Regions from separate parts of the Homo sapiens genome. Here region 2 is linked to region 1. A link is a loop called in an ENCODE intact Hi-C map of the cell type or tissue named here. Cell type or tissue: adrenal gland. All regions are shown on one strand.

Region 1 (8,000 bases):
TAGAGCTGCAAAGACGGGACAGAGCTGCACTTACTTTCCCTTCAGAAAACCCCAGAGATACCTATTTTATTTTTCTTTCTGTGTGGCTTCTTGCCCGTAGTGGGGTGAACTTATTTATTTATTTATTGAGATGGAGTTTTGCTCTTGTTGCCCAGGCTGGAGTGCAATGGCATGATCTCGGCTCACCGCAACCTCCGCCTCCCAGGTTCAAGCGATTCTCCTGCCTCAGCCTCCCGAGTAGCTGGGATTACAGGCATGCGTGACCATGCCCGGCTAATTTTTGTATTTTTAGTAGAGACGGGGTTTCTCCATGTTGGTCAGGCTGGTCTCGAACTCCCAACCTCAGGTGATCCGCCCGCCTTGGCCTCCCAAAGTGCTGGGATTACAGGCGTGAGTCACTGCGCCTGGCGGAGGGGTAAACTTCTAAGGGAGGGTGTGGGTACGAATAACCGAACGGATGCCGCTGGGGGAATTTGAATTTGGGAGCCACCAGCTGGTTGTACACGCTGCTGGGACTTTGTCCATTATCTGACAGCCTGTGTGTGTGTCACTGTAACCTGATAATCCTCTGGGAAAGTTTAATTATGTGAAGCCAAAGGAAATCAACTCTGGCTCATCGTGTCTGAGGCTTTGACTCTATGCCAAATGACCCCATAGACTAGTTCCAGGAAGGATTCTGTCAGGCAATTCGGTGATCCAATAAACTAATTGATTATGGTACAAATGACAGAATGTTTGTAAAGATTGAGTCATTTTTGCAAACCAAAGCTTTTATTCCATCTGTGGACTTTAACAGGTTGTACACAGCAGCAACATTTGTAGCAAGAGAAATTAAGAAGAACCATCTGATCGCTGTAAAAACAAGACTGGAAGCAACACAAGTATCTATCAGTAGGATACACAATAGTACATCTACAAAATGAAGTACTATGCTCCTATAAAAGAACGAAGGAATATTTCTTTTTTTTTTTTTTTTTTTTTTGAGACAGACTCTCACTCTGTCACCCAGGCTGGAGGGCAGTGGCGCCATCTCGGCTCACTGCAACCTCTGGCTCCCAGGTTCAAGGGATTCTCCTGCCTCAGCTCCTGAGTAGCTGGGATTACAGGTATGCACCACCACACCCGGCTAATTTTTTCAAAATTTTTTTTAGAAGAGACAGGATTTCACCATGTTGGCCAGGCTGGTTTCAAACTCCTGACCTCAGTTGATCCACCCACCTCGGCCTCCCAAAGTGCTGAGATGTCAGGTGTGAGCCACTGTACTTGGCCTAGAATGGAATAATATTCTATTTCTTGCTATAAAGTGCCCTTATAATGTAGATGGCTAAAACTTAAGCAGAAAGTTCCAGGTTGAAGCGTCAGATGACACAGTTTTAGGTTGTCAGAGAGGATGGAAATGGAAAGGAGAGTTCCCAAAGGAGGAAGCCATGGCAGTGGGACCCAAATTCTGTATAAACTACCCTGTTCCTTGGTGGATCCCTGAATGACGCATGTTTGTGGGCCTAGTGTGGCAGAGGTTTCAGCTCCTGCTGTGGAGGAGACAAAGTTTGGAGTTTAAATGTAGTCGAGTTAGAGAGGCTTGATAAATACCTCAGGCTTCCTACTAAAACCACAGAAGGGTCAGTCTAGAGATCTACCCCAACAAAGCATAAAACCAGGCTGCACGAAGTTCAGATGATCAGTGAGTAACGGAACTGACTGCTGGAGCAAAATTAACACTCTTCAGAGGATGATAACAAAATCCAATGTCTCTCCTAGGTGTTATTCATAATCTTAGTCTACAATAAAAAATAGACATGCAAAGAAATAGGAAAATGTGACCCATGGCCAAGAGAAAATCATCCCTCAGACACCCTGGACGCTTGCCGGCTCAGATGCCAAAATGAGCAAACGAGACTTTAATGCAGCAATTGCAGGTACGTGCAAACACCGAAACAAAAGCGGCGTCAGTAAATCGTAAACAGAGGGGAGTCTCGAGAGACAAATCTATGAACAAGAGTCAAGTGCAAATTTTAGAATTTTAAAATATAATATCCTAAACAAAAAAAAACTTCATGGATCAACTTACAGAAGTCTGGAGTCAGTGGAAGAGTCAGGGAAATCAAGGACAGGTCAACAGAAATTACCCAATTTGAAGGGCAAAGAAAAAAAAGATTATAAAAAACCGCAAAGCTGCAGTCACTTGAAAGACAACAGCAAACTTTCTAACATACAGGTCATTAGTGAGAAAGAATGGCACATATAACACGTAATGGCTGACAATTTTGCAAATTTGCTGAAAAGGTAAATTCATAGTCCATGGAAGCTCAATGAACATGAAGAAGGATAAATAAGAAGAAAATGAGACTGAAGCACATCATAGTCCAACTGCTGAAACCTAAAGATAAAGGAAAGAAATCAACAGCTTGAAAACAGCCAGAGGCCTGGGCACAGTGGCTCACGCCTGTAATCCTAGCACTTTGGGAGCCCGAGGTGGGTGGATCACCTGAGGTCAAGAGTTCGAGACCAGCCTGGCCAACATGGTGAAATCCTGTCTCTACTAAAAATTAGTTGGGCGTGGTGGCGGGCACCTGCAATCCCAGCTACTTGGAGGCTGAGGCAGGAGAATCAGGAGGCGGAGGTTGCAGTGAGCCGAGATCGCACCACTGCACTCTAGCCTGGGCAACAGAGCAAAAACTTCATCTCAAAAACAAAACAAAACAAACAAACAAACAAACAAACCCCAAAGAAAGCAGCCAGAGAAGAAAGACACACTTCATACAGAGGAATAATGATCAAATTAAGCTGACTTCTCATCAGAAACAATGGAGGCCAGAAAGAAAGTGAGTCAACATCTTTAAGCTTCTTGAAGAAAACAAACTGTGAATGCAGAATTCCACACCATGAAAACTCATCCTTCACAATGAAGGCAAAATAAAGGCATGTTCCTTGCCTGGGCACGGTGGTTCACGCCTGTAATCCCAGCACTTTGGGAGGCCGAGGTGGGTGGATCACCTGAGGTCAGGAGTTCGAGACCAACCTGGCCAACATGGTGAAACCTCGTCTCTACTAAAAATACAAAAAAATTTTTTTTTTTTTGAGATGGAGTCTCACTCTCTTGCCCAGGCTGGAGTGCAGTAGTGAGATCTCAGTTCACTGCAACCTCCACCTCCTGGGTGGAGTGCCTGGGTGGGCATGGTGGTGGGCGCCTGTAATCCCAGGTACTTGGGAGGCTGAGGCAGGAGAATTGCTTGAACCTAGGAGGCGGAGGTTGCAGTGAACTGATTGTACACTCCAACCTGGGCGACAGAGCAAGACATCATTTCAAAAAAAAAAAAAAAAAAAAAAGGCATGTTCCAATCAGCAAAAGCTGAGAGAATTAGTTACTAGCAGATATGCACTGCAAGAAACATTAAAAGAAAAAAGAAATGCTTTAGAGTGAAGGGATATAATATAAGTTGGAAGTTGAGAAGAAATAAAAACATCAGAAATGGCAAATATATAGGCAACTATTAAAAAACTATCTGGAAGTTTATTTTCATAATTTCTTCAGAAAACAACTAGCTGTTTAAATAAGAAATTATAGGCCAGGCACAGTGGCCTATAATCACGCCTATAATCCCAGCACTTTGGGAGGCTGAGGCGGGTGGATCACTTGAGGTCAGGAGTTCGAGACCAGTCTGACCAAGATGATGAAACCCCGTCTCTACTAAAAATACAAAAAATTAGCCGGGCGTGGCGGCACACATCTGTAATCCCAGCTACTCGGGAGGCTGAGGCAGGAGAATCGCTTGAACCTAGGAGGTGGAGGTTGCAGTGAGCTGAGATCTCACTACTGCACTCCAGCCTGGGCAAGAGAGTGAGACTCCGTCTCAAAAAAAAAAAAAAAAAAAAAGGAAATTATAATATTGTATTATGGGGCTTAAAATGTATGCAGATATAAAACATATGACACAATAACTCAAAGGTGGTGGGAGAGGGGAGTAAGTAGACTTATATAGCTGCAGTGTCCTTATTTTTTATGTGAGGCGGTACAGTATTAATTCTAAATAGATTGTGAAAAGTTCAGGATGATTAAAAGTGGCCAAAAGATATGAACAGACACCTCAAAGAAGACATGCAGATGGCAAGCAGGCATATGAGAAGATGCTTATCATGATATGTCACTAGGGAATTGCAAAATAAAACAAGAAGAAGATACTGCAATACACCTATCAGAGTGGTGAAAATCCAAGACACTGAAACACAAAAGCTGGGGAGGATGTGGAGCGGCAGGAATGCTCGTTCATTGCTGCTGGGAATGCAAAATGGCCCAGTCACTTTGGAAGACCGTTTGGCAGCTTCTTACAAAACTAAACATGCTGTTACCAAAAGATCCAGCAATTGTGCTTCTTGGTATTTATCCAAATGTGTTAAAATCTTATGTGCACACAAAAACTTGTGCACAAATATTTATGGCAGCTTTATTCATAACTGCCCAAACCTGGAAGCAACCAAGATGCTCTTCAATAGGTGAGTGGGCAAATAAACTGTGATACATACAGACCATGGAATATGCTTCAATGCTAAGATGCCGGGAAAAGGCATAAAAGAATCTTAAAGACATATTAGTAAGTGAAAGAAAACCTGAAGAGGCTTTATTCTGTATGACTCCAACTATGTGACATTCTGGAAAAGGCCAAACTATGGAGACAGTAAAAAGATCTGGGGCTTGGGGCGGGAGGGATGAATAGGTGGCGCACAGGGGGTTTTGAAGGCAGTGAACCGATTCTGTCTGAGACTGGGATGGGACACACAGGTCATCATATATTTGTCCAAACCCAGGGAATGTACAGCCCTGAGAGAACCGATTCTGTCTGAGACTGGGATGGGACACACAGGTCATCATATATTTGTCCAAACCCAGGGAATGTACAGCCCTGAGAGTGAATTCTGAGGTGGAATATAGACTTTGGCTGATAAGGATATGTCAATGTTGGTTCACTGATTGTAACCAATGTACAGTCTTTTTTTTTTCTTTTGTCTGGAGACAGAGTCTCTCTCTGTCGCCCAGGCTGGAGTGCAGTGATGCAATCTCAGCTCACTGCAACCTCCGCCTTCCGGATTCAAGCGATTCCCCTGCCAAGTAGTTGGCATTACAGGTGTGCGCCATGACGCCTGGCTAATTTTTATATTTTTAGTAGAGACAGGGTTTCACCATGTTGGCCAGTCTGGTCTTGAACTCCTGACCTCCAGTGATCTGCCTGCCTTGGCCTCTCAAAGTGCTGTGATTACAGGCGTGAGCCAGTGCGCCCGGCTGTAACCAATATACAATCTGATGCAGGACGTTGACGGTGGCAGAGGCTGAATGTCTGTGTGTGGGGGGAACATGTGGGAGCTCCACACTTTTCACTCAATTTTGCCGTGAATCTAAAAAACAAAGTCTATCAATTGTAAAAAAAAAAAAAAAAAAAAGTAAAGATGCATATTGTAACACTTACAACAGCCGAGGAAAAATAATGCAAAAAGAGACAGCTAAAGAGTCAGCAGAAGGAATAAAATGGAAAACAAAAATTTATTCAATTAACACAGGAGAAGGCAGAAAAGGAGGAACAGAAAAACAAAACCCAAGATCAAGAAACAGCAAATAGCAACGTGGTAGAGCTAACCCCAACCATATGAACAAAGGCTGGTAGAGCTAACCCCAACCATATGAACAAAGACAGGTAGAGCTAACCCCAACCATATCAACAAAGACTGGTAGAGCTAACCTCAACCATATCAACAAAGACTGGTAGAGCTAACCCCAACCATATGAACAAAGACTGGTAGAGCTAACCCCAACCATATCAACAAAGACTGGGAGAGCTAACCCCAACCATATCAACAAAGACTGGTAGAGCTAACCTCAACCATATCAACAAAGACTGGTAGAGCTAACCCCAACCATATGAACAAAGACTGGTAGAGCTAACCCCAACCATATCAACAAAGACTGGGAGAGCTAATCAACAAAGACTGGTAGAGCTAACCCCAACCATATCAACAAAGACTGGTAGAGCTAACCCCAACCATATCAACAAAGACTGGTAGAGCTAACCCCAACCATATCGACAAAGACTGGTAGAGCTAACCTCAACCATATCAATAAAGACTGGTAGAGCTAACCCCAACCATATGAACAAAGACTGGTAGAGCCAACCCCAACCATATGAACAAAGACTGGGAGAGCTAACCCCAACCATATCAACAAAGACTTGGGGGCTCTGCTCACCATCTGGGTGCGACACACCACATAACAAACCTGCATGTGATACGTTTAGATCTGTACGTAAAATAAAAGTTGGGGCTGGGCGTGGTGGCTCACACCTGTAATCCCAGCACTTTGGGAGGTCAAGGCAGGTGGATCATGAGGTCAGGAGAGCGAGACCATCCTGGCTAATGCAGTGAAACCCCATCTCTACTAAAAATACAAACGTTAGCCAGGCACGGTGGTGGGCGCCTGTAGTCCCAGCTACTTGGGAGGCTGAGGCAGGAGAATGGCGTGAACCCGGGAGGTGGAGCTTGCAGTGAGCCAAGATTGCACCACTGCACTCCAGCCTGGGCGACAAAGTGAGACTCCATCTCAAAAAAAAAAAAAAAAAAAATTGGAATGAAAAAAAAAGTTTTAACAAATTGACAAAAATTAGATACATTTCCCATGGTCATGCACTCCAGCCTGGGCAACAAAGCGAGACTCCACCTCAAAAAAAAAAAAATTGGAATTAAAAAAAAAGTTTTAACAAATTGACAAAAATTAGATACATTTCCCATGGTCAAGATGATGTTTTGAAATATATACATTGTAGAATGGCTAAATCAAGTGAATTAACATACACATTATGCCACATAGTTTTTTTTTGTGGTGAGAATGCAAAATGTACTCTCAGTGATTTTCAAGAATAAAATACATTGTTATTAACTATTAAAAAGACACACACAAAAAACCCAAATACATTAAGTGTAAAGGGACATAGGACAAAATAATACCAAAATTACATAAAATCTTTCAGAAAATACAGAAGAAAGTAAACTTCCCAATGTGTTTTATGAGGCCACTATAGGGCCAATATCAAAACATGACAAAGACACTGCAAGAAAAAAAATTACAAATCAATATCCCATTTAAGCATAGACAGCCACATTCTTAACGAATTGTTAGGAAATCAAATCTAGCAATACATGAAAAGCGGCCAGGTGCTGTGGCTCACGCCTGTAATCCCAGCACTTTGGGAGGCTGAGGCGGGTGGATCACCTGAGGTCAGGAGTTCGAGACCACCCTGACCAACATGGTGAAACCCTGTCTCTACTAAAAATACAAAAATTATCTGGTGTGGTGGTGCACACCTGTAATCCCAGCTACCCGGGAGGCTGAGGCAGGAGAATCACTTGAAGCCTGGAGGCGGAGGTTGCAGTGAGCCGAGATGGCAGCACTGCACTCCAGCCTGGGTGACAGAGCGACACTGTCTCAAAACAAAAACAAAAACAAAAACAAGTCAATACATAAAAAGCAAACACACCAGGGAGAGGGCCTACATATACTTTGTTACATTTATTCCCAAGTATTTTCCTGGAAATATTTCCTGGAAATACAAGTGAGTTTACCCCAGGAAATTTCCTAGGAACATTTCCTGGAAATATAAGTGCATTTACCCTAGGAAAGCAAAGTGGTTTTAACATTTGAAAATCAATCAGTATTATTCATTATCTTAATAGAATAAAGCAGAAAAACCATATGTATGCTCATCCCATAGATGCAGAAAGGTACTGGAACAAAATCCAATACCTCTTTATGGGACAAAACCATTAGAAAACAAGGAAAAAGAGGACACCTCCTCAACCCACCTCAGTAGCTGTAGAGAGAACATTTGATAAAAGTTAACAAAGAATTTTGTCAAAGAACATGAGACAAAAAACTCTCAGAAAACTAACATTAGACGGGGACTTCCAACCTTATGAAAGGCATCCACAAAAAAATCTGTGGCTAACATCGTATGTAATGG
Region 2 (8,000 bases), 51 kb after region 1:
CATGGAGACCACACCAGGAGCCTCTATGAGACACTCGGCTCTCCGGGATGCGGTGACTTAACTCCGCTGGGCAGATTCTATCCCCATGTCACTGATGTTGAAACTGAGGCCCGAGAACATACAGCCAGCATGTGCCATTGCTGGGTTCCAGCCTCAGTCTGCTGATTCCAGGGCCCCAGATGAACCGCCAAGTGGGGTGTGGGTTGTCATTTTGACGCCGAGGCTCCGAAGCATGCCATGGCCTCCCAAGGTTCATCTCCTAATTTAATGTCCCTTCTCTTGGGCCCCGCACACAGGAACCTTCAATAAATGTCTGTTAAGTGGAAGGATTTGAGGGGCACGTTTGCCTAACATGGCATGAGTTAATCCAATTCAAATGTGGAGTGAAACTCAGTGGGAAGGAGAGAGACATCTAAGACCCCGCAGGCAGGGGAGGCGGGGATGTCAACAACAAACAGAAAGGTGGTGTGATGCGGCCGCAATTCCCAAACTGCTGGCAGCCACCAGCAGCTGGAAGAGGCAAGGAAGGGAATCTCCGGGGGAGCCTCTAGAGGGAGCGCGGCCCTGCCCACACCTGGATTTCAGCCCAGCGATTCAGATTTTGGACTCCATCCTCCAGAGCTGCGAGATAATCCGTTTCTGTTGTTTTAAGCTGTGGCATTTATGGCCATTTGCTACAGCGGCCCTGGTCTCTGTTCTAAGAGGGGTGGAATCTTTTTCGCAAGCAATGGGAGTCCTTGATACCGGGTGGGCCTCAGCGCGTGTATGCAATGGGGGAAACTTCAGGAGGGGATGGTGAAGGAGGCATTAACGAGGGGAGACACGGAGGGCTCAGCCGCTGGCCAGAGGCTGCAGAGGGAGTTGATGTGGCCCGCGTGGGACGTGGCGGGGGGTGGAGGGAGCAGCTCTGATAATCCGTGGGGAATTCCTCTCCCGACGGAGGATGTTCATGCGCAGGACACGGCTACCCAGACCGTCTGAACAGCCCTCCAGGTCACGCTCAGAGCTGCCTGGCCTGACGGTGGGATTTCAGGGCCCATTTCCCCCGCGCCGGCATCTGCGCGGATCCCGGGCCTCCGCACAGGGCTCATTTGTCATGACTGCTGTGCTCATCACTCTTGTCATTTTTCTGCGTAGCTTCGCTTTTGTTTTCCTCACTGCTAGTGTCTGAGGCCAATCTCCACTGTTATAAATAATGGATCACAGGGGACTGAAAATGCAAAAATCGACGAACCAAAAGAACAGGAAGTGTGCTGAGATGGAGCTCTGCACACAGGACTCTCACGGGGCATTTCTGAAGGCCTCTCGCCAGTTGCAATCTGCTTGACTCCTGGATACGCGGTTCAAGCTCGAAGCAACTCTCGCTGCATGAACATGACCCTTCCGCCACCCCCTCTCTGGGGCCTCACCCTTGTCTTGTCTTAATAATTCATGCTCACTTCTCCCAGGGCCTCTGTCTGTCTCTGCTGCATCAGGACTCCGAGTGGGAGCTAATGCAACCCTTCCCTGGAATCTGGGCTCCCTGGACCCTGGGGATGGCAGGAATGGGGAGGGTGGGGTAGGAGGTGCTCGGGGGACCCAGGCGGCAGCCCCTCTGGAGGATCACTGGGGGAGAGGACCTTCTCTCAGCACGCAGCCCCTTCGAGCCCAGTTTCAAGGCAGTATGTGAGAATGGTGTGGCTGGACATGGGTGAAAAGATTTAGAGGAAACCATGGGAAAGGGACACCCCAGCGGGGAGGCAGGGGAAGGCAGACAGGAGTGGAATCCTTTTTGTGCACCCCTCTCTCCAACTTCGACCCAGAGAGCTTGGATGTCTTGGTAAGCCGGCATCGCCCATTCCATCATCATCATTTCCAAGTGGGAATGGGATAAGGGAGGGGAGATTCCACTAGAACTGCAGGGGGGAAAGGGCGGTTCATCAAAGCAGAAACACACGTCCTGTGCTGGGTCCCTTGAGAAGGGCCAAGTGGGTCCCAGTCAGGACTGCAGGGGGTCCTGGACCAAACAGCAGGGGGTCGGGAGGAGGGAACTTGCCACGGGTTTCTAGGGAAGTGGTGGCTGCCAGTCCTTTCAAGAAGGCCCAGCAAGGCTTTTGGAATAAAGGTAATGCCTGGTTCTTGCAAGAGGCCTGTTGTGATCCGAACTTGCATAAAACCCAAAAACCTGCAACTCCTGTGAGCGGAGACAGTCCAAGACCATCTGAGAAGCAGGCCAAGTGCTTTCATTCTTCCTGGTTCATCTTCCCTCCCTCCTCACCACTCTCTTCCTTTGTTTCAAGAGAACAAAACAAACATACTGGGCAGGCAACTGGGAGGGAGGGGTGTGTTTCTATTCAAAACTCTTTTTCATGCCACCTGCCAAATAGAATTCTAAATCCTCCTTTAAAAAAAACTGTGCCCCATCCATGAAGTCGAGTAGTTTAAGAACTGTGGCCACGTCAGCACCCTGTTCCCTGGTCTGTACTTGCTGGGGTATGTCTCCCTTTTGAAAATCAGTATATTGTCTCTCTGTTTTCCATGGATTTGGTGTCTGAATGGATAGGCTTATGGGCTGCTAGAAGTTGGACCCCCTCATCCAACTTCCTCATTGTGATCTCCAGCCAACCTCCTCAAACTGGTCATGTGGTTGGCCAGGCTGCAAAGCATGTTGGGGTTGTTTGCTGTTTCGCCAGCATGGCCCTTCACCCCTGGCTGGAGGACAAAGAAGCAGTCTGTGTACAGGGAGTGAATGGGCAGTTGGGACCAGGCGCCTCAACATGCTGGGGTTGGGGCGGGGGGGAGTGGGGACAGCCTGGAGCCCGGGAGGGCGAGTCGGCGGTCACCAGGCGCGGGACCTTGGTGCCGCCTTTCAACCTTTTGGGCTGCGATGCTCTCTTTGGTGACCCAATGTCGTTCTGGATCCCTCCTGCTTTCCCACATTAGGGTTACAAAGGCCAGAAGATGGGGAAGGGAGAGGTCATTCCCACTTCCCAAAGCGGGTGCTATGGACTGAACTGTGTCCCGTCAAAATTCATGCTGTAGTTCTGACCCCAGCACTTCACGATATGACCTTATTTGGAGACCGGGCCTTTAAAATGAGATGTCCTTGTAAAACGAGGCGCCGAGGACACAGACATGCAGAGGCTCGGCCCTGCATGGACACGGGGAGGAGGTGCCAGCCCAGGAGAGGCCTCAGGAACCAGCCCTGCTGCAGCCTGACCTGGGAATTCGGCCTTCAGACCGCGAGGGCCTTGGTGTCTGCTGTGGAGGCCGCCGGGCCTGTGGTCCTTTGTGACGCCGGATGCACACGGGGGAGTGCAGCCCTCACAAAGCTGAGACGGAGCTGCGGGTGGGGCCTCGGCACCTTCAGGACCTGCTCTGCGCTCCTGCTGGGTCCCAGCTGCTGAGTCAGATGGGCTCATCCAGAAACAAGCCAGCTGCCCTCCCTCCTTCCCCACAGCCTCACACTTGGGAGGCGGGGAGACTTCAGAAGTGCTTTGGTGCCAGCCCTGCCCCTGGCAGCTCCAGCTGAGATCCTCGTCGACAAGGAGAACCCAAGTCCAAGGACAGCAAGAAGGGCCTTCTGGAGCTGATAGCCACGCCCTTCCGGCTGCAGCCACGCCCTTTCTTGATGACCACGCCCACTGCACGAATGACCACGCCCTCTCGGTTGTGGCCACGCCCACTGCACTGGTGGCCACGCCCCCACCCCAGGGCTGCTTTCCCCTTTGATAAAGAACATCTTTTTAGATGTCAGGGCCTGAAGGCCCTTGGGGAAGGTGAGCCTGTTCTTTAGGGCCCCAGGAAGGCAGCGTTTCCTGTGCTTAGGACTCCCTTCTCACGGTCCACACTGCCTCCCCAACTGACTTCAACGGGGCCTCATGGCGCAGAGGTGCCCAGGGGAGCATCAGGAGCTTGAGGGATAGACGGTGGAGCCACGCGGGAGAAGCTTCATCCCTGGCCCAGCCGAGCAACGCCCTCTCACGGGTGAGCTGCATGCATCCATTGTTCATTATTCAACAACTGTTACTGGTTCTCGTGCCAGTCTCTGGGCAGGGGCAGGGTTGGAAGGTGAGTGACTTGATCCTGGGCTCCAAGGGTGCCTGGTGAGGAGTTATTACAGTGCAGAGAGGCACCTGCACGCGACACATCCGGCTTCCTAGGAGCGGGGACATTCAGCAAGGGCCGGCCAGGGCAGGGAAGGCCGGGAGCTGTAGGAGCAGAGCAAGGTCGGGGGTGGCCACCAAGGCTGGAGCCAGATGTCCAGGTTCCAACACTGCTGGCCTGTGGGAGCCCAGGTGACAAGATCACAGGGACCCTGTGGGCTTTGGTGAGCTCCCTTGGGCAGGGTGTAGCCAGGGGTCTCTGGGTGGGGGAGGAGGACCAGAGGGCAGGTTGAACGGTCTTCTAAGAGCCAACCAGTCCCTCAGAGGGCCAGGATGGGGGTGGACAAGGCAACCCCCTGAGTGTCCTGGGGCTGCTATAACAAAGACCACAAACTGGGTGACATGAAACCACAGAGGTTTATCTCTCTTGGCTCCGGAGGCCTGAAGCCTGAGCTCGAGGCATGGGCGGGGCTGGCTCCTTCCCAGGACTCCAGGGAGGAGGCTTGCCTCTTCCAGCTTCTAGGGGCTGCCCGCAGAGCCTGGCTTGTACATGCATCACTCTGGTCTCTGAGTCTGTCTTTACATGGCCTGATTCTGTCTCTACGTCTTCCGTTCTCATTTCCATGGACAAATGTGTGTCTGCCTTTCCCTCTCCTTAGAAGGATGGCGGGCATATGGGCTTGAGGCCCATCCCAATGCAGTATGACCTCATCTTGATGTGATTATGTCTGCAAATACCCTATTTCCAACTAACGGGACATTCACAGGTTAGCACAGAAATCCACTTTTTTGGGAGACACAATTCAACTCACAGCAGTGACCATGAGTGGATGAACAGAGGTCAATGGCAGGACGTGGTGACAGTGCAGGCGGGCGGAAGTCGAGAGGAAACTGAGTCTCTCGCAAGGCCGACCCGGCCGTGTGTACCCAAATAGGAGGCATCAGATAAGAGTGGTGAGTGAAGTTGGTGATGGGGGGAGCTACAGAAGCCTTGGGGGCTTCCATTCGGATGGGAATGGAACCCCCTCCCTCCCTCCCTTCCTTTCCCTCCTCTTTCCTTGCCTTTTGATTGCCTTGGAATTTCATTAGAAAATGAAGCACAAATTTCCTGCCAGAAAAGAAATGTCTCTGAGTGCTGGCACCGGGGCCTTGCGCTGGTCCAGTTTGCTCCAGGTCTGCTTTGGTGGCCAGGGTCACCTTTATGCCCTTTCTGCTTTGTGTCCATGCAGAGGCCAGCCCGGAAAGCAGGTAGAACCCCTCGCTGGCCTCCTGCCTCATCTGCTGCAACTGTCTCCCTGGATCTGGGCTCCTACTCAATGCAGCAGCACCATCAGGAGCGGCTGCCACTGTGATGTGTCATCACCTGCAGGTGGCACGTCCCTGTGCCAGGCTGAGACTGGCACTTTGTGACCAACGTGCCCCGTGTCATCAGCCCTGTGTCATGCTGCGAGGTGAGGCACCATTGCCCACTGAGCCGAACACAAAGACTCCCTCTTGGCCTCGCTATTTTTAGTTTGATGCCTTGGGCTCACAGCAGTTGGCTGGAGTCACTAAACCCCCAGCTTTCTCTTCCAGAAGCCAAGCCTGGCACTCCGAGGGGCAGGTGGGAGCTGGAGATGCCTCGAGAAGCCCCTTTGGCATCTGGACCCGACTCGGCCCCGGGCCGTCCTCTGGGGGCTCTCTGATCCATTGTCTGAGGACACATGGTGGACTCACCACAGGGACTGAGGCTGAATCACAAACTCCAGACCCCAGCAAGGACCTGGAGCATCCTGGGTGTCCTGGCATCCAGCTGATGACCTCAGCCATCAACACCTGGGAGATTCCAGAGTCCTGGATGCTGAGAGGCCTGGGCTTTAGGGCAAGGCCTGGGAGGGGAGGTGCTGGGCAGACGACTACCTGGAAGAAATAGGATGGGGCCTGGCATGCTTCAGTGGGGCCTCAGTGTGGAGTGTGACACAGCGCTGAGGGACATGGGGCAGGCTGGTCACACAGTGCTGGTCTCAGCCTGGCATGAGGACATACTGCTGCAAGTGACGGCACATCACGGTGGCACCCCGCCCCCAAGAGTCGGGCTGCATGACCGCAGGGTGGGAAGACGGGGGGCACTGCCAGGCCTGTCTGCTGTGGGCTCAGCCCATACCCTCCAAGCTCAACCACTTCAAACCTCATCACATCGGGCAATGAGATAAGGGGCTTCACCCTTCCGGCACGTATAGGAGGCAAGCCCCACTGTGACTCTGCGAAGACGGGTGCCTTCTGCCCTCCCTCCGAGCTGTGTGGCCACCTGCCTCGTCCCCACTCAACTCCTGAAACCCCCAGGGGCTCTGCTGACTTCTCTGTCATCTTCATACTGTGCGTGTGTGGTGTGTGTGCATGTGTGTGATGTGTGCGCGGTGTGTATGTATGTGTGTGATGTGCCTGTGTGGTGTTTGTGATGTGCTTGTGTGTGGTGTGTGTGCATGTGTGTGATATGCATGTGTGGTAGGTGCGTGCATGTGTGTGGTGGGTGTGGTGCATGTGGATGTGTGTGATGTGTGTGTGATGTATATGCAGGTGTGTGATGTGCATGTGTGGTGTGTGCATGTGTGTGATGTGCGTGTATGTGGTGTGCATTCTTGTGTGTGATGTGCATGTGTGTAAGTGTGGTGTGTGCATGTATGTGATGTGCATGTGTGTGATATGTGCGTGTGTGTGGTGTGCGTGTGTGTGGTGTGTGTTCTTGTGTGTGAGGCGCGTGGCGTGTGCATGTGATGTGCGTGTGCGTGGTGTGCATGTGTGTGATGTGCATGTGCATGGTGTGTGTGGTGTGTTTTTGTGTGTGCTGTGTGTGGTGTGTACGTGTGTGATGTGCATGTGTGTGGTGTGTGGTGGGTGTGTGCGTGTGTGTGCGTGTGTGTGGTGTGTGTGTGCTTGGTGTGTGTGTGTGGTGTGTGTCCTTGTGTGTGGTGTGCGTTCTTGTGTGTGATGTGCCTGGTGTGTACAAGTGTGTGATGTGCGTGTGCATGGTGTGTGCATGTGTGTGCAGTGCGTGTGCGTGGTGTGTGTGTGCATGGTGTGGGATGTGCGTGTGTGTGGTGTGTGGTGTGTGTGGTGTGTGTGCATGTGTATGATGTGCGTGTGCTTGGTGTGTGTGGTGTGCTTGTGTGTGATGTGCATGGTGTGTACGTGTGTGGTGTGTGTGCATGGTGTGTGCGTGTGTGTGATGTGCATGTGCATGGTGTGTGTGTGTGGTGGGTGTGTGCGTGTATATGTGTGTATGTACCATAGTCCTCCATCCCTCTGCAACAGTCGGAAGGGGCATGGAGGGCATCTTTCTGCCCCTTCCTTCGGTGAGGAAACAGGTAGGGGGAGGGTGGATGGGAGCTAACCTGGGAAGCAGAGCTGTGAGGTGAGCTGGCCCTTCACGCACGCCCGGACACGGCACCGTGCTGGGGACGATAGTGGGAGGCACAGGGACCACTTGACAACCTGGGGGGGTGGCGCCCGGGTCTCCACCAGGCACTGAGATTAGACTGCCTTAAATCCATGACATGGATAAATAAATAATAAACAAACAAAAATGATAACACTTATATAGCATTTACCAAGTGCCAGTGTGTTCTAGCATTTGACGCGTATTAGCCCACTTAATCTTCCAAAAACTTCCCCCCACTTCACAGAGACACTGAGGCACAGAGAGGGTGAATGACTTGCCCCAGGGAGGCCACACAGCTGCTGGGCTCAAGCGCAGACAAATGACAAATCGGCCCCATCTGCGCTCTCCACCAGGGCTGGTAGCTGAGCTCCGTGGAGCGGAACCTGGCGCATCTGTCTTCCCTGGGCAGCCCCCTACCCTTCCGCTGCGACGCATCACAGGCTGTACACAGGCTACACCACAGACATGCACACAGCTTCGCAAAGCAGCACAGCCAT

The links. A loop is a pair of places that touch in the nucleus more often than their neighbours do. Peaks named below come from ENCODE experiments on the same cell type or tissue, not always from the same donor. Only the 100,000 strongest peaks of a DNase experiment are listed, where the experiment ranks them.
Region 2: a loop joins it to region 1, with 2.5 times the contacts of the local background. A loop is called at or near these places in 12 of 110 quality-filtered maps.

Annotation. Positions count from the first base shown.
Region 1 is chr21:42,712,622-42,720,621 of GRCh38, reverse strand. All of the region lies in intron 4 of PDE9A (phosphodiesterase 9A), which reads right to left. Among named protein-coding and RNA genes, the nearest start is that of PDE9A-AS1, 25 kb to the left of the region's middle. In adrenal gland, no CTCF peak of the experiment used is centred here; no DNase peak of the experiment used is centred here.
Region 2 is chr21:42,661,792-42,669,791 of GRCh38, reverse strand. All of the region lies in intron 1 of PDE9A (phosphodiesterase 9A), which reads right to left. Among named protein-coding and RNA genes, the nearest start is that of PDE9A, 12 kb to the right of the region's middle. RefSeq lists enhancers at 1-806, 807-1,753, 3,249-3,755, 7,512-8,000. In adrenal gland, no CTCF peak of the experiment used is centred here; DNase peaks (open chromatin) are centred at 3,319 and 3,610; H3K4me3 peaks cover 478 bases; H3K27ac peaks cover 1,683 bases.